Regions from separate parts of the Homo sapiens genome. Here regions 1, 3 and 4 are each linked to region 2. A link is a loop called in an ENCODE intact Hi-C map of the cell type or tissue named here. Cell type or tissue: psoas muscle. All regions are shown on one strand.

The links. A loop is a pair of places that touch in the nucleus more often than their neighbours do. Peaks named below come from ENCODE experiments on the same cell type or tissue, not always from the same donor. Only the 100,000 strongest peaks of a DNase experiment are listed, where the experiment ranks them.
Region 1: it touches region 2 in a loop (4-fold over the local background); 22 of 110 quality-filtered maps call a loop at or near these places.
Region 3: a loop joins it to region 2, with 5 times the contacts of the local background. A loop is called at or near these places in 83 of 110 quality-filtered maps.
Region 4: a loop joins it to region 2, with 2.5 times the contacts of the local background. A loop is called at or near these places in 7 of 110 quality-filtered maps.

Annotation. Positions count from the first base shown.
Region 1 is chr18:58,987,945-58,992,944 of GRCh38, forward strand. No RefSeq gene overlaps it. Among named protein-coding and RNA genes, the nearest start is that of ZNF532, 130 kb to the left of the region's middle. In psoas muscle, a CTCF peak has its summit at 3,279; a DNase peak (open chromatin) is centred at 2,937; H3K27ac peaks cover 4,167 bases.
Region 2 is chr18:58,778,991-58,783,990 of GRCh38, forward strand. It overlaps LOC105372146 (a long non-coding RNA gene), which reads right to left and starts at 1,228. Exons shown (of 4, transcript XR_935537.3): 1 at 1,168-1,228. RefSeq lists enhancers at 3,060-3,822, 3,823-4,584. In psoas muscle, a CTCF peak has its summit at 2,751 (motif pointing right); a DNase peak (open chromatin) is centred at 2,771.
Region 3 is chr18:59,067,793-59,072,792 of GRCh38, forward strand. It overlaps the pseudogene OACYLP. Among named protein-coding and RNA genes, the nearest start is that of SEC11C, 70 kb to the right of the region's middle. In psoas muscle, CTCF peaks have their summits at 281 (motif pointing left) and 2,829 (motif pointing left); a DNase peak (open chromatin) is centred at 2,809.
Region 4 is chr18:58,932,719-58,937,718 of GRCh38, forward strand. ZNF532 (zinc finger protein 532) reads left to right here. Exons shown (of 10, transcript NM_001375912.1): 4 at 1,715-1,896. Among named protein-coding and RNA genes, the nearest start is that of ZNF532, 70 kb to the left of the region's middle. In psoas muscle, no CTCF peak of the experiment used is centred here; no DNase peak of the experiment used is centred here; H3K27ac peaks cover 1,094 bases.

The DNA.
Region 1 (5,000 bases), 210 kb after region 2:
GAGTAGGCTTGGAAAGAGGCTTCGGTTGTAAGTAGCATTTCAGAAACAGTTTCCAGAGGGTTTCTTAATGTGGAATACAGAGAAAGTCTGATCTGAAAGTTCAAGCTTATGTGATTCCTTACATTTTTTCTCAAGGTTTAGGTTACTTAAAAATATGGAAGTAGGCCGGGAATGGTGGCTCACACCTATAATCCCAGCACTTTGGGAGGCCAAGGCAGGTGGATCACCTGAGATCAGGAGTTCGAGACCAGCCTGCCCAACATGGTGAAATCCTGTCTCTACTGAAAATGCAAATGAGCCAGGCATGGTGGCACCCACCTCTAGTCCCAGCTACTCAGGAGGCTTAAACCCAGGAGGCAGAGGTTGCAGTGAGCTGAGATGGTGCCACTGCACTTCAGCCTGGATGACAGAGCAAGGCTCTATCTCCAAAAAAGAAAATTTTATATATATATAATATATAGTACATATATATATAATACATATGTAATATATAATACATATATAAAATATATAATACATACATAAAATATATAATACATATATAATACATACTTTATATATATGTAAAAATTAAGAGTTGATTACCAGGAAGATGATCTTAAGTTTCAGGTATACATACAAATTATGCTTTTGTTTTTATGTGTTTGGGTGATATATCAATAGCTGAGTAACAAATGCATACAAAAGAATGCCAGCAAAACGTTACTTGCAAAATGAGAAAAAGGAAAATGTAGGCTTACACTGCATGGCAAAGACCACTTCCTTCCTCCCAAGCACGTTTTCTGCAAATTCCTTACTCCTACCACAGCAAGTAGTCCAAAGAACAGCTGTTCTACCCTGAAGCTCTGGTGGGCATGCCTCACCAGTGTCAGCAGGCTAGTGAGTTTCCATCCTAGGATCTTTGACCAACAGTGAAATTTCCTCTTGAAATTTTTGGGCAGCCAAGAAATTTATAAAATATGACTCAGAGGAACCCTTCATCTATCCCAAAGGATAGTCTGAAAATAAAAAGTAATGTGCCAAATGTAGGATGCTATTTGTGCAATTTACACACACACGCATGCACACACACGCACACACACACGCTTTGCAAATATCAGATGCTGTAAGGATTCCAGATTGTAGCTCTTAATTTTAACATACATCTTCTAAACAAAGAACCTACCCTTAATTACCTTAAAAACTTGGCTCCTACTCAAGAGGTGTAACTCACTCTGCTTAAATGCATCCTTGAAACTTCTTGTTTTCTTTGACAATTTTTGTTTTTCTTTTCTCAGTTATGAATCTCACACCCTTACCGAGTTAGCTGTAAGCCTTTGGAATATGACAATGTGAATGTCTTTCTTTATAAAGATCATGATAACCAGAAAACAATCTATAGTAGATGCACAGAACATAAATAGAAAGGATTATTCATAACATCCCACTACAGCAGTCAAACCACAAACCATCCAGCAAGACAGGGAGAAACAAAATACATCCCCAACAACCAGAAAACAAATTACAAAATGGCAGTAATAAGTTCTCACCTGTCAGTAGTTACTTTGAATGTAAATGGGTTAAATTTTCTAATATGAGGACAGAGTGGCTGAATGGATTAAAAAAAAGACCTAAGTACCCGACTGTATGCTGCCTACAAGAGACTCAACTCTCTTAAGGATGCACATAGACTGAAAATGAAGGAATGAGAAGATACTGTATGCAAATGGAACCAGAAGAGAGCAGAGGGTAGCTATACCTACATCAGACAAAGCAACTTTAAGTCAGAAGCAATAAAAGAGACAAAGGACATTATATAACAATGAAAGGGTCAATTCATCAAGAGGATACAATAATTATAAATGTATCCAACATTGAATGAAGCACCTAAATATATAAAGCAAATATTAATAGATCTGAAGGGAGATAGAAACTATAATACAATAATAGTAGGGGACATCAATACCCCACTTTCAATAATGGATTACCATCCAGACAGAAAATTAATAAGGAAACATTGGACTTGAACTACACTTTATGACCTGACAGACATATACAGAACATCCCATCCAACAGCAACAGGATACACATTTTTCTCAAGTACACACAGAACTTTCTCCAGGATGGATCATATGTTTGGCTGCAATACAAATCTAAACAAATTTCAGGGGATCAAAATTACCTTAAGTATCTTTTCTGACCACAATGGTGTGAAACTTGAAATCAGTAACAGGAGAAATCTTGGAAAATTCACAAATAAGTAGAAATTAAACAACATGGGTCAAAGAAGAAATAAAAAAGAAAATCAAAAAAATCTTGAGACAAATAGCAACTATGTACCAAACACCTATGGGATGCAGCAGAAGCCATTCCAAGAGGGAAATTTATAGCAAGAAATGCCCATATTTCTGTGAAAAGTCTCTCTTCATGCTACTAGAAGTTTCTGGAGTAGCCAGTTGTCATTCTATAGTCACTGTTACCCCCAATCAACCCATTCTGAACAGCCCAGCCTCAGTTCACATGGTTTGAGTATAAGGCTGAATTTGAGACTAGGCTACTCTCAGTCTTTTCAGAGTATTTTCTTTTCACATCCATTTTTTCTTCACAGTCCCAATGGATTTTGAATGTTTTAGTAACGATTCAATACATTGGATAAAACTTTAATGATCTTAGCCTACATTTTTCTAGGCATTTGCTCATTTATATTTGCTGCCTTCTTTGGAAATCTAGATTTGGGGGTACCCTAGATCCTGTTTCAATTAAGGTCCCAGCAGAATGCAGTGCAGCACACTGCAAAAGGTTTAACTTTCAAGAAATTAAGGAAGGGACTATACACAGAGCTGTGTGCTGGAACAAGGCCTGAGAAGCCTGAGTAGGGGTGGAAGCTGGAGCTGTGGGAAAAGGGCACTCAGGAAGAGCCACTGCCAGAGCCACAGTGAAGCCAGGAAGGTGTGGGGAGCGGAATCACCAGGAGGCCCTCTCATCACACTCAAAGATTTCCTGCCCGCACCTCCCACCTGCCAAAGCTAAATACAAGCTAGATGACAAGGCAGCCACAGTAATAGTCTATAGATGTCCGTGTGTTGGGCACAAAACAGGACAAAGAAGGGTGGATGAAGGATCTGGGTTTCCGAGTGGGAGGTTATAATGATCACTGACACGTGGCATGCACTTTCAGGAGTGCGTGTTCTATGCCTGTTTTGTCAACATGCATTTTGTCCCCTACAGGCAGGCTCTCCAATGGAATACGGTACTTCAGATTCTACATTTACCCTTTCTAATTACCTTGCCAGGTTTCTCCTGGAATTATACCTTTTCCCTAGTGGTTATTTTTATGCAAGGAAACAGAATCACATTTCCCAGAAGATATTCCTTACCAGTTTCTAAATTCAATTTATGAGGTTAGTTCTGACTCATCACGTAGCGCTATTTATAATGTTTCCCAGTATTTAAGGGAACTGATTATTAAATTTGCTGTGCTATTTTATTGCAAGCTGCTTTATCCTTGAGCTTTTCTTATAGTTAGAACTGTACATTACATGACCATGGCAGATCTATTTGCAAATACAATCCTTGGCAAGACCATGTTTTCACCCGGGGGAGTTCTATAATTAGAGTCCACCATAGCACACCTCCAAGTCCAACTCAGTTCCAGAAAGTGTGGGTTTCGCCCCTGAGTCCATGAGTCATTTCCTGACCTTCAGGTCATGTCATGCTTAATTGGATTGGTTATTTTTGGAGAACAAATGCTATTTGTTTTTTAAAAAAGAACAAGGTAGGCACAGGTCCGCTGATCAGAGAGGATGGTGTGATGTTGACAAGAGTTAACGGGAAGTAGAGCAACATCTTCCACCCTTTCCAAGGTGGAAACAGATGCATCTGTAAGCAGGAGTAATGAATGTCTCTACTTTGCCAGTTCAGCACCTGAACTTCCCTTTCCAGTGTTGGGGGTACCTGCCATTGTATGAATCTTGGCAAGAGATAGATCTTACCTCCCACTGCAGAATCCAGAAGGTCACTCACCCTGACTCCCAGCAGCCTAACTTCAGGCACGGGATGACCAAAACTATGCTCCTGCTCGACTCTTCAGTAGGTGATACAAAGGAGCGGGCCAGTTCAACACCATTTGTCTGGTGGCGTGATGGCAGCATAGTGGCAATGGCCGTGGTGACTCTGAATTGAGAGTAGACTTGTGAACTGTTTGTCAAGGTGAGGGAAGTCAGTTTGTCTTTAAGGAACTACTGAATGTCTTGGACACAAGCAGTGCCAACATCATGGGGAGAACCTAAAGTTTAGACTCTTGGTTCCCTCTGAATAAGACACCAGCTAAACAACATGCCAGTCTCTGTTGTTTCAGAAGAGACCAAAATAAATGGAAGCGAGTGCCTTTCAATTGCTATAAGACCAGCCCCGGAAGACCTCCCTGCTCCCGTCACCATATCTAACCTCACCTCCTATCACTTCCCCCTACTCCCATGTCACTCCTTTTCGTTCCTATCCACGATTCATATTCCTGTTACAGGACCTTGGCACATGCTCTTCCTTCTCGTGGAATGCTCTTTCCCCAGTTCTCATGAGGGTTTTTCACATGTTTCACATCCGGTCCATGCAGAAGTCCCCCGCCTGGAGAGCCTTCCCCAATTCCCTTACTGAAATGTGCCCACCCCACTGAGCACACACCTGCTTTGCCACTCTCCATCTCCGCTTCCCATTATTTTTCTCCCTGGCACTTATCACTGCCTGACATGATATGCTTATGTGCTAAGTGTCTGCCATCCCCTGGAAGAATGTTCTAAGATTTTCCATGAACTCTCTGCTTGCTTTCTAATCTGAAACTGCCATTTCCTCTCATTGCAAGAGGCATTCTTCCTTTTGCGGCCTGAGAGCAGTGGGTATTAGTTATATTTTCCCCTTTGATCCTTATTCTGGACAGTCAAAACTGATCCTTGTTTTCTCAAACCCATTGCCAAGTGATGGGAGCCCGAATGCCCTTTCCTTTTTAATAGTTACTTGAATAAAGT
Region 2 (5,000 bases):
GGCGGATGGATCACGAGGTCAAGAGATCGAGACCATCCTGGCCAACAAGGTGAAACCCTGTCTCTACTAAAAATACAAAAAATTAGCCAGGCATGGTAGCGGGTGCCTGTAGTCCCAGCTACTAGGGAGGCTGAGGCAGAAGAATGGTGTGAACCCGGGAGGCTGAGCTTGCAGTAAGCCGAGATTGCGCCACTGCACTCCAGCCTGGGCAACAGAGTGAGACTCCATCTCAAAAAAAAAAAAAAAAAAAAAAAAAAAGAAATGTCTCCAACAGAAAGTGCTTAGAGTTCTGACCCAGGAGAAATAAGAGGTAAACAGCCTAGTTTCCAGCTTCACAGGCAGCTTAGGGGGAAGCAACTCAGCTTCAGAGAGCTGCACTTAACTCTTCACCACCACGACTGACACAGGCACAAGAACCCACCTGCCTCTCCAAGGCCCTGAAAGCCCACCCGATGTCGCTTTCCACACTCCTATCCTACATCCTCCTCTAATCCTCACATTGACTTGATTTCACCTATATTCAAATACTGGGGAGGAAAAGAAGGGACGATGTGAGCCCTCCAGTCCTCCCTGTCACCCTGCTCGTGGACTAATCCTGAGTCATTTTTCACAACTGTATTCCTTGCCGGTGTTGAGGCAAATAAGTCCGCCTTTACCTAGAACATACAGTTCAATACCAAATTGTTTACAACAGTTTTATTGCTCCAGACTTTGAGGGAGGCTTTGAAGAACTGCCTGTACCTTGTCCTAACTCTATTACTCAGATTAATGGTCGGCCAGCGTTCCCTTTCTGGTCAGTCACTTCCAGGGGATTTTGCAAAGACTCATGGGTTAGTATTTGGAAAGAACTTAAACTTCCTCATAAATAAAAATTCTTATAGCTGAAAATTCTGATGCCTTATAATGAGTCCTTATAAAATTCCAAGGCACTTGAAAATGTACATTGCTCCCAAGCATCGTTATTACTTATATGCATAAGCAGCTACCATTAGGAACACATATGATGTGATAGGCAGTGAGTTATGCTCAGTATGTGCGTTAGTCCGTTCTCACACTGCTATGAAGAACTACCTGACACTGGGTAATTTATGAACAAAAGAGGTTTAATAGACTTACAGTTCCACAGGCTGTACAGGAAGCATGGCTGAGAGGCCTCAGGAAACTTACAATTATGGCAGAAGGCGAAGGAGACGCAAGCACGCCCTCACAATGGCGGAGCAGTAGAAAGAAGAAAGGGAGAGGTGCCACACCCTTTTAAACCGTCAGATCTCGTGAGAATTCACTCACTATCACGAGAACAGCAAGGGGGAAATCCGTTCTCATGATCCAATCGCCTCCCACCAGGCCCCTCCTCCAACTCAACATGAGATTTGGGTGGAGACACAAATCTAAACCATATCCTTATGCATAGGATCTCATTCAGCTGAACCCTGTTGCTGCATCGATGTAGGGAGATAAAGATCACCTGTGCCCTGGACTTCCTGAGTCACTGGTTGAAAAAGAAAGCAGGCGAGGCACAGTGGCCCACACCCATAATCCCAGCACTTTGGGAGGCCAAGGCAGGAGGATTGCTTGAACCCAGAAGTTCGAGACCAGCCTGGGCAGTATAAGGAGACCTCCCTCCAACCCCAGTCTCTACAAAACTTTTTTTGTTTTTTTTGAGACAGAGTCTTGCTCTGTTGCCCAGGCTGGGGTGCAGTGGCACGATCTTGGCTCACTGCAACCTCCACCTCCCAGGTTCAAGCAATTATCCTCCCTCAGCCTCCTAAGTAGCTGGGATTACAGATATGTGCCACCATGCCCGGCTAATTTTTTGTATTTTTAGTAGAGAAGGGGTTTCACCATGTTGGCCAGCCTAGTCTCGAACTCCTGACCTCAGGCAATCCAACTGCCTCAGCCTCCCAAAGTGCTGGGATTACAGGTGTGAGCCACCGCGCCCGGCCTCTACAAAACATTTAAAAATTAGCCAGATGTGGTGGCTCACACCTGTAGTCCTAGCTCTGAGGCAACAGGATCACTTGGGCACAAAAGGTCAAGGCTGCAGTGAGCCATGATTGTGCCACTGCACTCCAGCCTGGGTGACAGAGAGAGAGCCTGTCTCAAAAAAAGAAAAAGCAAGGAGCACACTTGTTTTTGCACCTTCTGGGAGGACTGAGGCCACCAGCAGTGGATGGAGCGGACAGAACTCCCAGGCACTGTGCCTGGCCCAGGGCAGGAACTCAAAATGCAAATGGATGGCATTTCTTTTAATTATCGCAAAGTGAAATGAGCCGTTACTGGAGATACCAAGCATGGGTCAGGGAAGCAGAAATTGATATTGATAATGCAGGGTTCTCTGCTCTTCCGTCGTTGTAGCTAAAACATGCACAGTATTGACAGAGGCTGGAATCAGCTCCTGAAATCAAGCCCTTTCTTTGGCTATTCTCTGCCTCCTCAAGTCCACAGCTTCTTTCCGAAAGAAGCCCAGTTGTCTGGGTTTGAAGGCCCTGAGCACCAGGAGCGCGTTTGGGAGATGTTATCGGAGTGCTCTCTGTCTCACCCAGAGTTTCCCGGGAACACTGTCGAACACTCCTCAGAAGTACATTTATGGTTTGGCTCATTTTCAGAGAAAAGGACATGAGGGAGCAGAGTCAAAGAGTCAAAAGAGCAGACTTTCGACTGTGGGAACCAGAGTCACTAAGTACAGAGTAACACAACTTGTGTTACTGATGCTCGAGACTCAGCGGGGCCTTTGCACGTGAATAGCCACCAGGTGGCAGTGTTATTCTCTCGAAAGGCTAAAGGCTGTGTGTGGCATGTGCCTGTGTGTGTGTATGCCTTGGTGGTGGTGTGTGTATAATGTGCAGTGTAGTGTGTGTGGTGTGTATGTGCGTGGTGTGTGATTATGTGCATGATGTGTGCGTGTGATGTTGTATGTGTGTGGCATGGGGTAAGGGGTGTGTATATGGTGTGTGTGATTCAGTGTGCGTGTGTGAGGTGGTGTGCATGGTATATGGTGTGGCATGTGGCCTCTTGTGTGCACAACCCTGTGTCGAAGCTGGGAGACAGCTTCCTTCTCATCCACCCACTACCACTCAGCCCAACAACCAGCTCACTCTCCTTCACCCTCTGCCACTCACGCACACACCCTCCTCTTGCCACCATCCCTCTTCTCCATTTCTAGCCAAAAATTAGCAGGGAGGAGCCAGAAAGCCCAACAGAGACCGTGAAACAAATATCAAATTAAAAGTATTTTACTGGCTGGGCACAGTGGCTCCCTCCTGTAATCCCAGCACTTTGGGAGGCCGAGGCCGGTGGATCACTTGAGTCCAGGAGTTCGAGACCAGCCTGGGCAACATGGCAAAACCTCATCTCTACAAAAAAAATATTTAAAAAATTAGCCAGGTATGGTGGCATGCACCTGTGGTCCCAGCTATATGGGAGGCTGAGGTGGAAAAATCACTTGAGCCCAGGAGGTCAAGGCTGCAGTGAGCCAAGGTCACACCACTGTACTCCAGCCTGGGCAACAGAGTGAGACCTTGCCTTAAAAAAAAAAAAAAGAAACACACCTTGGGAAGGACAATGGGACCTCAGTTATCCTCTCCTTGTTGCCCCATTCTCTCTCCCACTTGTTCTCGCCCCGACACCCGAGTTGCTCTTCCTAGGAGCCCACTCCCTCTGACTCCCCAAGCCCAGCTAGGCAGCGGTTAATGCTTTCCAGAAAGAGGTCCCCAAATTTCCTTCATTGGCATGTGCGTTTGGAAAGAGGACCCTAGACAGAGCAAAGACCTCAGAAGAAGCATCCTCCGACACTGGCACTTCAGGCCCAGTTCATGTTAGACTACCTGGATCTAGAGGACACTTCATGGGGAAGCTTCCCATTGCCCTGAGATCACAGCAGTGCAGGAAAGCCCACCTCCTCTGTGTTTGTGGAAAGCTGGGTCCTGGGTATTGTTCCTCTATGTGGGTGATGCATTCAATAATGAAAAGGGCCATCATGAAATGGGTGACTGAGTCTCCCCAGTGTGTATTTAAGAGCATTGCAGGCCGGGCACGCAGCTCACCACAGAGGCCGAGGCTGGGTGGATGGCTTGAGCCCAGGAGTTCGAGACCAGCCTGGGCAACATGGCAAAATCCTGTCTCTACGAAAAATGCAAAAATTAGCCAGGCACGGTGGTGCATACCTGTAGTCCTAGCTACTCAGGAGGCTAAGGCTGGCGGATCAACTGATCCCAGGAGGTGGAGGCTGCAGTGAGCTGAGATTGTGCCACTGCACTCCAGCCTAGACAACAGAGCCAGACCCTATCTCAAAAAAAAAAAAAAAAAAAAAAAAGATATTTTCTAGGTCGAAATAATGATCTCTAAGAAAGTGGCAATATGAGAATTACTAAAAACATCAATATATCCCTCCAGAAGACATTTATGTTCTTTTTAAGACACTTAATGGCGTTTAGAATATATGCTAACATCTTTTTCATCGGGCATGGTCAGAAAAGTGGTCACTTTTACAATAATCGTGATCTCCATTTGGAAGCTCAAACCTTTACATATCAAGGCATTTAAATATCACTACTGGGGCCAGATGCAGTGGCTCACACCTGTAATCCCAGCACTTTGGGAAGCTGAGGCAGGATGATCACTTGAGGTCAGACATTCAAGACCAGCCTAGCCAACATGGTGAAACCCTGTCTCTACTATTAAAAAAAGAAATACAAAAATTAGCCAGGTGTGGTGGCACACACCTGTAGTCCCAGCTACTCAGGAGGCTAAGGAATGAATCGCTGAGAATCGCTTGAACCCAGGAGGCAGAGGTTGCAGTGAGCTGAGGTCACCCCACTGCACTCCAGCCTGGGCAACAGAGCGAAACTCCATCTCTAAATAAATAAATAAATAAATAAATAAATAAATAAATAAATATATGCCAGGCGCGGAGGCTCACGCCTGTAATCCCAGCACTTTGGGAAGCTGAGACAGACGGATCGCCTGAGGTCAGGAGTTCGAGACCAGCCTGACCAACATGG
Region 3 (5,000 bases), 290 kb after region 2:
GAGGTTCTGGGTGGACATATCTTTTGAAAGATCACTATGCAACTCACTAGAGATAGCAATAAGTCCTATTCAGAAAGGAAGTTTTCATTGCATTTAATTTTAATTAAGTTAAATAGCCACAAGTGGCTAGGGGCTATTGTCTGGGACAACACAGTTCTAGAATATATACCAAGTTACAGAATATTTGTCCTGAAAGGCACCTACAAATGCAAGCCTCTCACTGACAGAAGAGTTTGAGGCCTGGCAATGTTAAATGCCTTATCCCAACGCCCCCCTGTGGCTGCATCTTGATCCAGAACCCAGGTGAATATGAGGAATTTTTACCTTGTTTTATACATGCAATGTTTTATGCTCAGGGGCTGAAACCATGTATCTCTCTTGTGTTATCATAATTCTTGCAACAGAAAGGTGGTTTTTGGTTTGGTACATTGTCTTAAAATGATAACGCATAAAGACTTTCTTAGGAAAAGTTCACAGACTTAGGCACAGAATGCAATGGGAGCATCGATGGGATGATGGGCATCTTCACTGGCCCAGAGACAGGCTGTGGCTTCATGCATCAGTGCTTGTTCCCTCCAGGTCTGGTGAACCGTGTGCTTTCTTGGGACATCTGGAGTTTCCTGTCCAGCATCAGTTATGCTCGCTACTTGGTGCATCCGATTCTGATCATCCTTTACAATGGCCTTCAGGAAACACTTATTCACCACACTGACACCAACATGGTGAGTTAGCACGCAGCTCCTAGTTCTGTTACGGTAGGTTATGGTATCATAGCTTGTTCTCTTCTTGAGCAACAAGGCAACCTATTTGCTTTCGTGGAAGTCTTTTTTTTTTTTAAGAGCTTCATTGTTCTTTGCTTTATTTGTGGCAGAAAGAGGGAGGGCTTCAGCACAGGATAATATCTTTTATTTTATTTATTTTATTTTTAATATGTAGCACTGATTGTCCTACAGATGCATTTCATAGAGCTAGGATGGTACACTTTAGATCTGAACACAATAGGAATCCCAGAGTAAAACTGTGTTCACCCTGCCCACTTTCTCTCCAGTTCTATCTTTTCTCTGGACACCGTGTGCTGACCTTCGTCACTGGGCTGGCCCTGACGCTGTTCATTGAGAAACCATGTCAGGAACTGAAGCAGCACCTGCTGGGCCATGAATGTTCTGGTTAAAACACAAAAGAATGGATGGGCCTTGTTGGTAATGACGAGCAAAGATGAGGTGGCCTTATCTAGGTGATGAATGCTTGTATTCCCGAGAAGGGGTGTGAATCTCATTTTGTGAAAGTTTAATATATACATTTTCTTTGCATTTAATATGTGAAAGAGTTCTTAGTTCTTATGATGTAAGAGAGTTCTCTAAATTTTTAGTAGCACAATAATAAACTTCTGTTGTACCATTTTAGCAAACAACAACAACAACAACAACAGAAACTGGATTTCTTTTTGGTTTAAACTCCATTTGATTGTCTGTATCAATGATCACAGGAAATGATTAAATGTCGTGCATTTAATGTAATTTGGGTTATGAAGCTCATTTGGGTTATGCTCTTCACTTTTCTCTGTAAAATTACAACATGCAGTATGCACTTTCCCACGACAGAATTGTTTATGTGTTATTATGGCGTCTTTGCAGACTTGTAACTTTATCCTAGAACCTCAGTGGTATGACCCGCTAGCATGCATACTTCATGGGTCTGTCATTATAGGGCCTTTCAAATATCACCTATTCTTCACCATAGTCCCTGTTTTGGACTGAATTGTATCCCCTCCCCCAAAAGCTCTGTTGAAGTCCTAACTCCCATTCCCTCAGAATGTGGCCTTATTTGGAGCCAGGGTCTTTATAGAGATAATGAAGTCCAACGAGGTCACTGGGGATGGAGATTCTAATCCAGTATGACTGGTGTCCTTATAATAAGCAGAAGTTTGGTCACGGAGACAGGCATACACACAGGGAAGACGATGTGAAGACCCAGGGAGAAGACAGTCATGTGCAAACCCAGGAACACCAAGGCAAACCCCAGAAACCGGGGGAGGTAAGGACAGAGTCTGCCCTGGAGCTGCCCGAGAAAGCATGGCCCCGTGGGACACCTCGATTTTGGACTTCTGGCCTCCAGAACTGTGAGATAATTCATGTCTGTTGTTTCAAGCCACCCAGTTTTTGGTACTTTGTCACAGCAGCCCTAGATAGATGGATATCCCTATGCACCAACATAGGGCCTCAACAAAAACTAACAGAGAAGGAAGAGACCTCAGCCAGTGGTTTCCAGCCCAACCCCCTCAATTTGCAGCGATGAGACCTAGAGATGAGGAGAGACTCGCAAGGCCAAACAGAGATGCTAGGATCCAGGCTCTCGGATGTGTGTTTTTTCTAGGTGTATAATTATGCATTAACTGTCTACAGTTATGGATTAATTAAGTCCATTCCATCGCTTATAATAAAGCTCTTTGTGTACTTACTCATTAAAGTATTAACAACCGCAGGCTACAAGGTCCTTATTAGCGTGGGATGCGCCACATCTGAGGATGCTCTTTGCTGTCCAGTGCGTTTGCAAAGATGACCAATGTGGGTGGGGAGGGGAAGGCTGAACGTTTCACACACTCTGATGGCCACGGACAGCTAACCTTGGCCTTGCCAGCCAGCCACGGGGATCATCTCCCTGAGGATGATGAGATGAGAGACCTCATCTCCCTGAGGTCTGGTCCCTCTGCTGAAGAAGCCAACCTGAGGGAGTGGGGCGCCAAGGCTCAACAGCCGCGCTGTGAGAAGGCAGCCTAATTGGCTTTTCAGTGAACGCCGAAGTTCATCGAGTTCCTCGGGAGCCCCCTGGTGGCTTCTTTGGCACCTGAACCCTCTCACTTCGTTAGGCCTCCAAGGAGCTGTTGAGGACCAGTGGCATTTTCAGGGTAACACTGCCACATGGGTGGACTTCGGTGGGAGATGACTCACATGCCAACATCGTTCTGCAGCCAAATTGCCAAATGCTTCCAGTTATGAGGCCAGAAATCTGGGACCCGTGGAAGTAACTAGCTAATGACTGACACAGCATTGGAAAGACTTTTTTATAAGGGAAAAAACCCAACCCTCCTGCTGTTGTAATTTTATATAACATAAGGCAGGGTTAGAGAAATCCAGTTTTGTTCTGGGTTTGTTTCAATCTAGAATTCCCCGGAAGTTTAAGATTTATAGATTGTGTATACCTTATTTGGATTCTGAAACAAATTGTAAAAAAGTATTATGATGTTTATAAGCCTGGAAATTTAAATACTGATTAGGTGATTTGATGATATTAAGGGCTGATTGCACTTTTTATGTAATAATGGTATTGTAGTTATATATTACTACATATATATACATACATTTATATCTCTTATCTTTTAGTTGCATACTAAAATATTTATGAACAAAATGATATAAAATCTGATATTTGCCTCAAAACAATATTGGGTGGAACTGGCATAGATGAAATAAGACTGGCTATGTGGTTAATGTTTGAAGCTGGGTGATGGGTCCATGGAACCTCATGCTTTTTCTCTATTTTCATTTTTATTGTTTTAGAGACAGAGTCTCGCTCTGTTGCCCAGGCTGGGGTGCAGTGCAATATCACACTGCAGCCTCAAACTCCTGGGCTCAAGTGATCCTCCTGCCTCCGCCTCCCAAGTAGTTGGGCCTATAGGTGTGTGCTGCCATACCCAGCTAATTTTTTTTTTTTTTTTTTTTTTTTGAGACAAGGTCTGGCTCTGTTGCCCAGGCTGGAGTGCTGGAGTGTAGTGGTGTGATCACAGCTCACTGCAACCTCTGCTTCCCAGGTTCAAGCAATCCTTCTGCCTCAGCCTCCCAAGTAGCTAGGATTACAGGCATGTGCCACCATGCCTGGCTAATTTTGGTATTTTTTGTAGAGATGGGGTTTCGTCATGTTGCTCAGACTGGTCTCGAACTCCTGGGCTCAAGCAATCCACCCGCCTCGGCCTCCCAAAGTGCTAGGATTACAGGTTGTGAACAACCGCACCTGACCTCCCAGCTAATTTTTTTAAGTTCTTGGTAGAGATGGGGTCTTACTATGTTGCCTAGGCTGGTCTCCAACTCCTGGCCTCAAGGGATTCTTCTCCCTCAGCCTCCCAAAGAACTAGGATTTTAAATACCTAGAGCAGGTATTTAAACCCCAGAAAATTCTGTAAAGGGGCTCTTGAGGCCCTATGCTCAGGCCACTCCCACCTTGGGGTGTCTACATTCATTTTCAATAAATCGCTGCTTTTGTTGCTTCATTCTTTCCTTGCTTTGTTTGTGCATTTTGTTCAATTCTTTGTTCAAAACACCAAGAACCTGGACACCCTCCGCTGGTAACACTTCTAGTAAAGCTCAAAGTTGAGAGGCCCCAGGGTCCTTGAAGGGACGAGAAGCCTTTAGAACTTTAGTCCCTAGACCCCAAGTGGGATTTAAATCAATACTGCTTGTATATGCTGAGAGGCGGCCTCTTTTGGTGGCCTACTCACATTTACACCCCTTCCTCTTTCACTACACAAACCCTGATGTTGTTCCCTTATCAAGGTGCCCATACCAAGGGAAATCATCATATTTGGTAGAAACCAATAATGTGCCTCCTCTTTTTCTTTGCCAGTGACTGGTGCGGGTTTGGGTATGTGACCCAGCTCTGACCAATGACACACAAGGAGAAGTGCCCTGGGGACTTCTGGGAAAGATGGGCATGGCTGAAGAGGGGGACGGACATCATGGAGAAAGTCCTTGTCTTTACCACCTTCAGCCTTGTCACGCTTCTAGATCTGTAAATGTGAAGAAGGACAAGCTTGATGCTCAGAGGCGGACAGAGCAGGATGTCTAGGCTGAGGGAAGCCAGGAGGATGGGGATTCTACAGAAGAGTGAGGGCTGTGTGAATACCGCATCCTGGAGGCTGCCCGATCCCTGCCAGACAGGCCTTGACCCTCCAGGCAGAAGGTTGGCAGCTGCTTCTTTGGGGATTCTGACTGGCCCAAGATGAAATC
Region 4 (5,000 bases), 150 kb after region 2:
TATGAGAATTAAATGAGATGATGTACTTCAATTTACTTAATGTATTTAAAATACCTAGCTTACCATTTGACTCATGGTAGGATGGGACCAATCTATATATTTTAATATAATATGTATATACACACACATGCATGTACGTGTGTATGTATATATGTATGTATGTATATAAATGTGTGTGTGTATATATATATATAAATGTTTTTTGACTTCTTTTAGTATAGAAAATGCTAACTTTATTCCCAAGTAAGTGCAAGACATTTTAAGATGCCTGTGGAAGTTCAGACATCATAATTCCCTGCCTGGGACTGTGTGAAGGTAGATAGAAGACTTTAGTTCACAGAAACAAATGGTTACCTGTGGTAATGTAGATGTTAACAGGATCTGTTATTAATGAATCTGTTGACTGGTTTTCCTTGCTGTGGCTTGTTCTAACCTTTGAAATATGTGTTATGAGAAAAGGGGTGCTATTTTTTTAATGATGCTAACTTCATTAAAGCTACCTGTAATGTTCTTATTTTGTGATTATAATAAACATTTTTTGGGATAAAATTTGTATTTTAGTCCTTTCAGGAGAAAATCAAGAAAGAATTTTCAAGTGAGTTTCCTATTTTTCTTAGTCTAAGTCACTCGGAAGTTTAAACCTTAATTTTTGGGCGTGCTTCAAAAACAAGAAGAATAAAAAAAGTCTTTTTAAAATTTCTTAACTGTTGTCAATATAAACAAATGCTTTAAATCTTAGCAAGAATCTATATTTTGAGACTTTCTTTGGCTTTAATACAAATTGTACATTTTAGAAGATGGTAGATAATTTGTGTTTGCACGAATGTCTGAAAGTATTTAAACACAGTTTATGTCATATGCTATGTGAGGTTTATTTTTGGGGTGGAAGTAATAAGTCCTCAGTTTATGTTTACTTTAAGTTTTTTTGGTTTTGTGTTTTTAAAAATATACCATGTTTAGTGCCTATATCTTAAGAGGATGAAAAACAGTGTTTTGGGTTTTCCTGGATAGTTACTGATATAGAGCCTTTTCCAAAGAGGATTTCACCCTTAATTTTATTTTATACATAATCAGATTTTAAGCTCTATAAAATTTTAATTTAATGTCTAAATTTGTATACTTGAACTTGAGTTCCTTGGTTTTAATTATAAATTATATCATGGCCAGATCATCCATTTAAAGGCCAATTTTAGTGCAAAAAGAACAAATAATTGCTGTAGCCATTCTTTTGCACTCCTGTATTTCAGATTTCAAATAACTGGTTGGTGAACAATTGGATTAGCTTCTAATTAATTTTTATTATTTTGGAGAAAGCTTTTTATGAATTGTGAGGACTGTGACTACTGTCAAGATGTGTATGCCTATAAACTTGTTACTATATATTAAAGTCTTTTGCTCACATAAATTTGTAAGAATACCTCTTTGCCCTAAGCAAAATGCAAAAGTAATGGAATTGGAACTCTGCTGAAACAGGTGTTTTTAGCTCATACTTTGAGACGAGCCTGACTAGATAGCACATACTGTGATTTTACAGGATAGAGAATTGTACGCTGGACATGTAACTTTCAAGTTGGCTTTTCCCTTGGGCTTAGAATCAATTACTGTAGTGTTTGAAATGAAGGATGTATAATTATCTGGAGGTTTAACCAAGGTTCTTTGCATATTAGAAAGTACTTAGTAGGACCAACCCTGTTTCCCCCTTTGGTTTGTTTAGAAGACTTGCACTATCTGCCAGATGCTGCTTCCTAACCAGTGCAGTTATGCATCACACCAGAGAATCCATCAGCACAAATCTCCCTACACCTGCCCTGAGTGTGGGGCCATCTGCAGGTCGGTGCACTTCCAGACCCACGTCACCAAGAACTGTCTGCACTACACGAGGAGAGTTGGTTTTCGGTCAGTATATCATTCACTTATGTGCAAGTAAAACTCGTTCACTTACAACCGCACAGCATTTTGAGTGGTTTGCACACACAGTTTTCTGGGTCATACGGTGATACCTCGATTAACAGATCCTCTGGGAACCTAGCTCGTTTGTAGAGTCCATCTGTTTGAATCCTCTTAATGTAATATTGGCCCTGCTGGTCCGCACAAAGTGGAGGGTCATGGGGCCTGTCCTTTTAGGCACACTCTTGCATGTGTGCAGGTGTGGCTTTGACTGTCAGCTTTGACTGTACCCTTTGTAGCAGACTTTTGTTATCATACTCTTTGCATTTTAACCCCTGCAAGAAAACTATACATTCCGCACCTCTTAATATTTCCCCTTCTCTAATGAAAACAGAAATAGTGCGATGGTCTTTTACTTTTATTTGGTCCACATTGAAAGATGGGGTGTATGTTCCAGCCTTGCACTCCAAATAACCTTCTCCTCCTCCCCACTCCTCCTCCTCCCCACTCCTCCTCCTCCCCACTCCTCCTCCTCCCCACTCCTCCTCCTCCCCACTCCTCCTCCTCCCCACTCCTCCTCCTCCCCTCTCCTCCTCCTCCCCTCTCCTTCTCCTCCCCTCTCCTTCTCTCCCTCCTCCCTTTCTCCTCCTCCCTCTCCCCCTCCCTTCTCTCCCCTTCTCCTTCCCTCTCCCTCCTCCCCCTTACTCCTCCTCCCTTCCTCCTCCCTCTCCCTCCTCTCCCCTCTCCCTCCTCTCCCTCTCCCTCCTCTCCCCTCTCCCTCCTCTCCCCTCTCCCTCCTCCCCCCTCTCCCTCCTCCCCCACTCCTCCTCCCTCTCCCCTTCTCCCTCCTCCCCATTTCCTCCTTCTCCCTTCTCCCCCCTCTTCCCCCCTTCCTCCTCCTCCCTCTCCCCCTTCGAGTTCTCTCATTCCTCCCTTGTCTCTTCTGCATATCTTCACTGTAGTCCCTTTTACTGTCCCTCAGGATTCTCAGATGTGCATTGTACAACATCTGGCAAATCTAATGTTAGCTAGTGTTGAATGATTATATATATGAACTTTTCTCTCCATCTTATGACCTTCCTGTGCCTTTTATATTTTCACTAAGAAGATTCCACCAAGGAAAACATGTCACTGATACACAGTGTCTTTGTTAATAGAGGTATTACTGTATTATATGTTTATCTTAACATTAAGTATTTGCTTACCTGGTAACTTTGTTAGATTGTTAATATGCAGTGATTTTTTTTTTCACCTGTAATAAATTATGTTGAATAAAAATGAAGTCCAGTTGGCATGATTTGATGGTTTTATTTAAGTTTAGGTTCTGGTATCATCAGTTCCTAGGTGGTTCTGCCCAGTTTTGCATTAAACAACACTAAGCTATGAGACTTAACTTCACATTTTATCTCATGCCTCCAAACTTGTAATGCACAAATGTTTTATGGATTGAGATCTAGCCTGGTGGAAACCTTTGGCTTGGAAATCAAGAAACCAGTTTTCTTGTACGACTTCTGCCAGTAACTAATTATGTGGTAATTCACGTATTCTTTCTGTGCCATGGTGCCTCTGTCAGTAAAATTGGTGCATTGTCTGCCTCCAGCTCCACTGGGATGTTACTGAGCAAAACAGGATAATCAAAGGTGCCCCAGATCTGCAAAGTCCATGCAGAATAATACTTTCGTTCTTGCCATCACGTTTTGAAACTATTATTAATGGATTATGTGTTTAATAATAGAAAGCAGCTCTGCAGCACTTCCCAAGTGCTCTTCTTTGCACTAATGTCAAATTTTTCTCAAATGTTTAGTTTTTCTAATAGAATGAAAGTTGATATGATTAAAGGAAATATGACTTCTTCAATTTTAGCTATTGCTGATATCTTTCCTAAATTAAAACAGAAGCTCCACATGCAGGCTGAAAGTAATCAACTCACTTGGGAAAAGACCATCCTTGCTCTTCTGTTCTTTTGCCCTACTCACAGAGTTGTTCAAATTCGGTATTTCAAATTGTAGATTTCAAGTTGTTAACCAAAAATTTTGTGTTAAGTGTAGATTTTTTTCTCCCTGGACTTGAGGCTATATGGGGCTGGTAAACAACGATGTGTTGTGAAGTTTAGTTCATGTTGACTGCTCCTTTAGAAGAGAGGAGCAATTTTAAACGTAATTCTTTTCCTCTGCTGCTTCATATGAGGGTCCAGGTTCATGTTTAAGTGGGGCTTAGTAGCCCCGTGGCCTTGTCATGTTTTTTGCTCCCTTTGGCTCTATAGTTACTCATTTTCAATGTGTCTTTTCTTTAGCCAGATGAGTCTAATGTAGCAGCATGGTTCCCACGCCTTACTTTGTCTCGTCTTGGTGCAGTGTGCCTTGCTGTCTCTCCTCTTGCTCATATTACATCTCCCAAATACTGATGGGTCATCCCTGGCTCCTGGTTAACTTGGTAAAAGTTATATATTGATAAAAGTCAAATATTTTTTCTGAATTTTCCTGCCTCTTGATACACTGGACTGTATATCTAGAAAGGGGAATGGTTATAGGATTTTATACTGTAAATATTTTTTTTAATTCAAAAAATAAAGAAACTTTATTGCTATCCAGAATAGGACTTCAGGATATTACGTATTTCTTAGTAGACAGGATTTTTCATAGCATTAAGATACTGCATGAGCCGTTTGAAGTCTGCCTTTCTTTGTCTTATTTACATCCCCCATTGGCCTCTGTTGCCCCCTGAAATGCCTCTTCTTCCTGTAAGCAGATGTTTTATGACTTTTTAAAATACCCTGCTTTCGTTTCTTACATTAAGGAGGGTTTCCCTTGGTCTCCATGGTGTTCTCTGGATTGAGTCATAGCCACTTCCTCTTGCTTCAAAAAATTCCATCTTTATTTTAGATACTTCCTTTTTATTTGCTGTACATTAAACCTTCCTCTCACTCCAAGTGACTTTAGGTAATTATTGCTTTTCTCTGTATTCCTTTTTGTCCTTCCTGGTTCTTTTGCTCTTTAAACACCATCTTTCTATCCTTCATGGGAAAATCTTCTGTTTATAGTTTATGGTGTGGTAGGTCCTTCAGTTTCATTAATTACCCATCTACTTTTGTTTTACATAATCTTCCTCTTTCA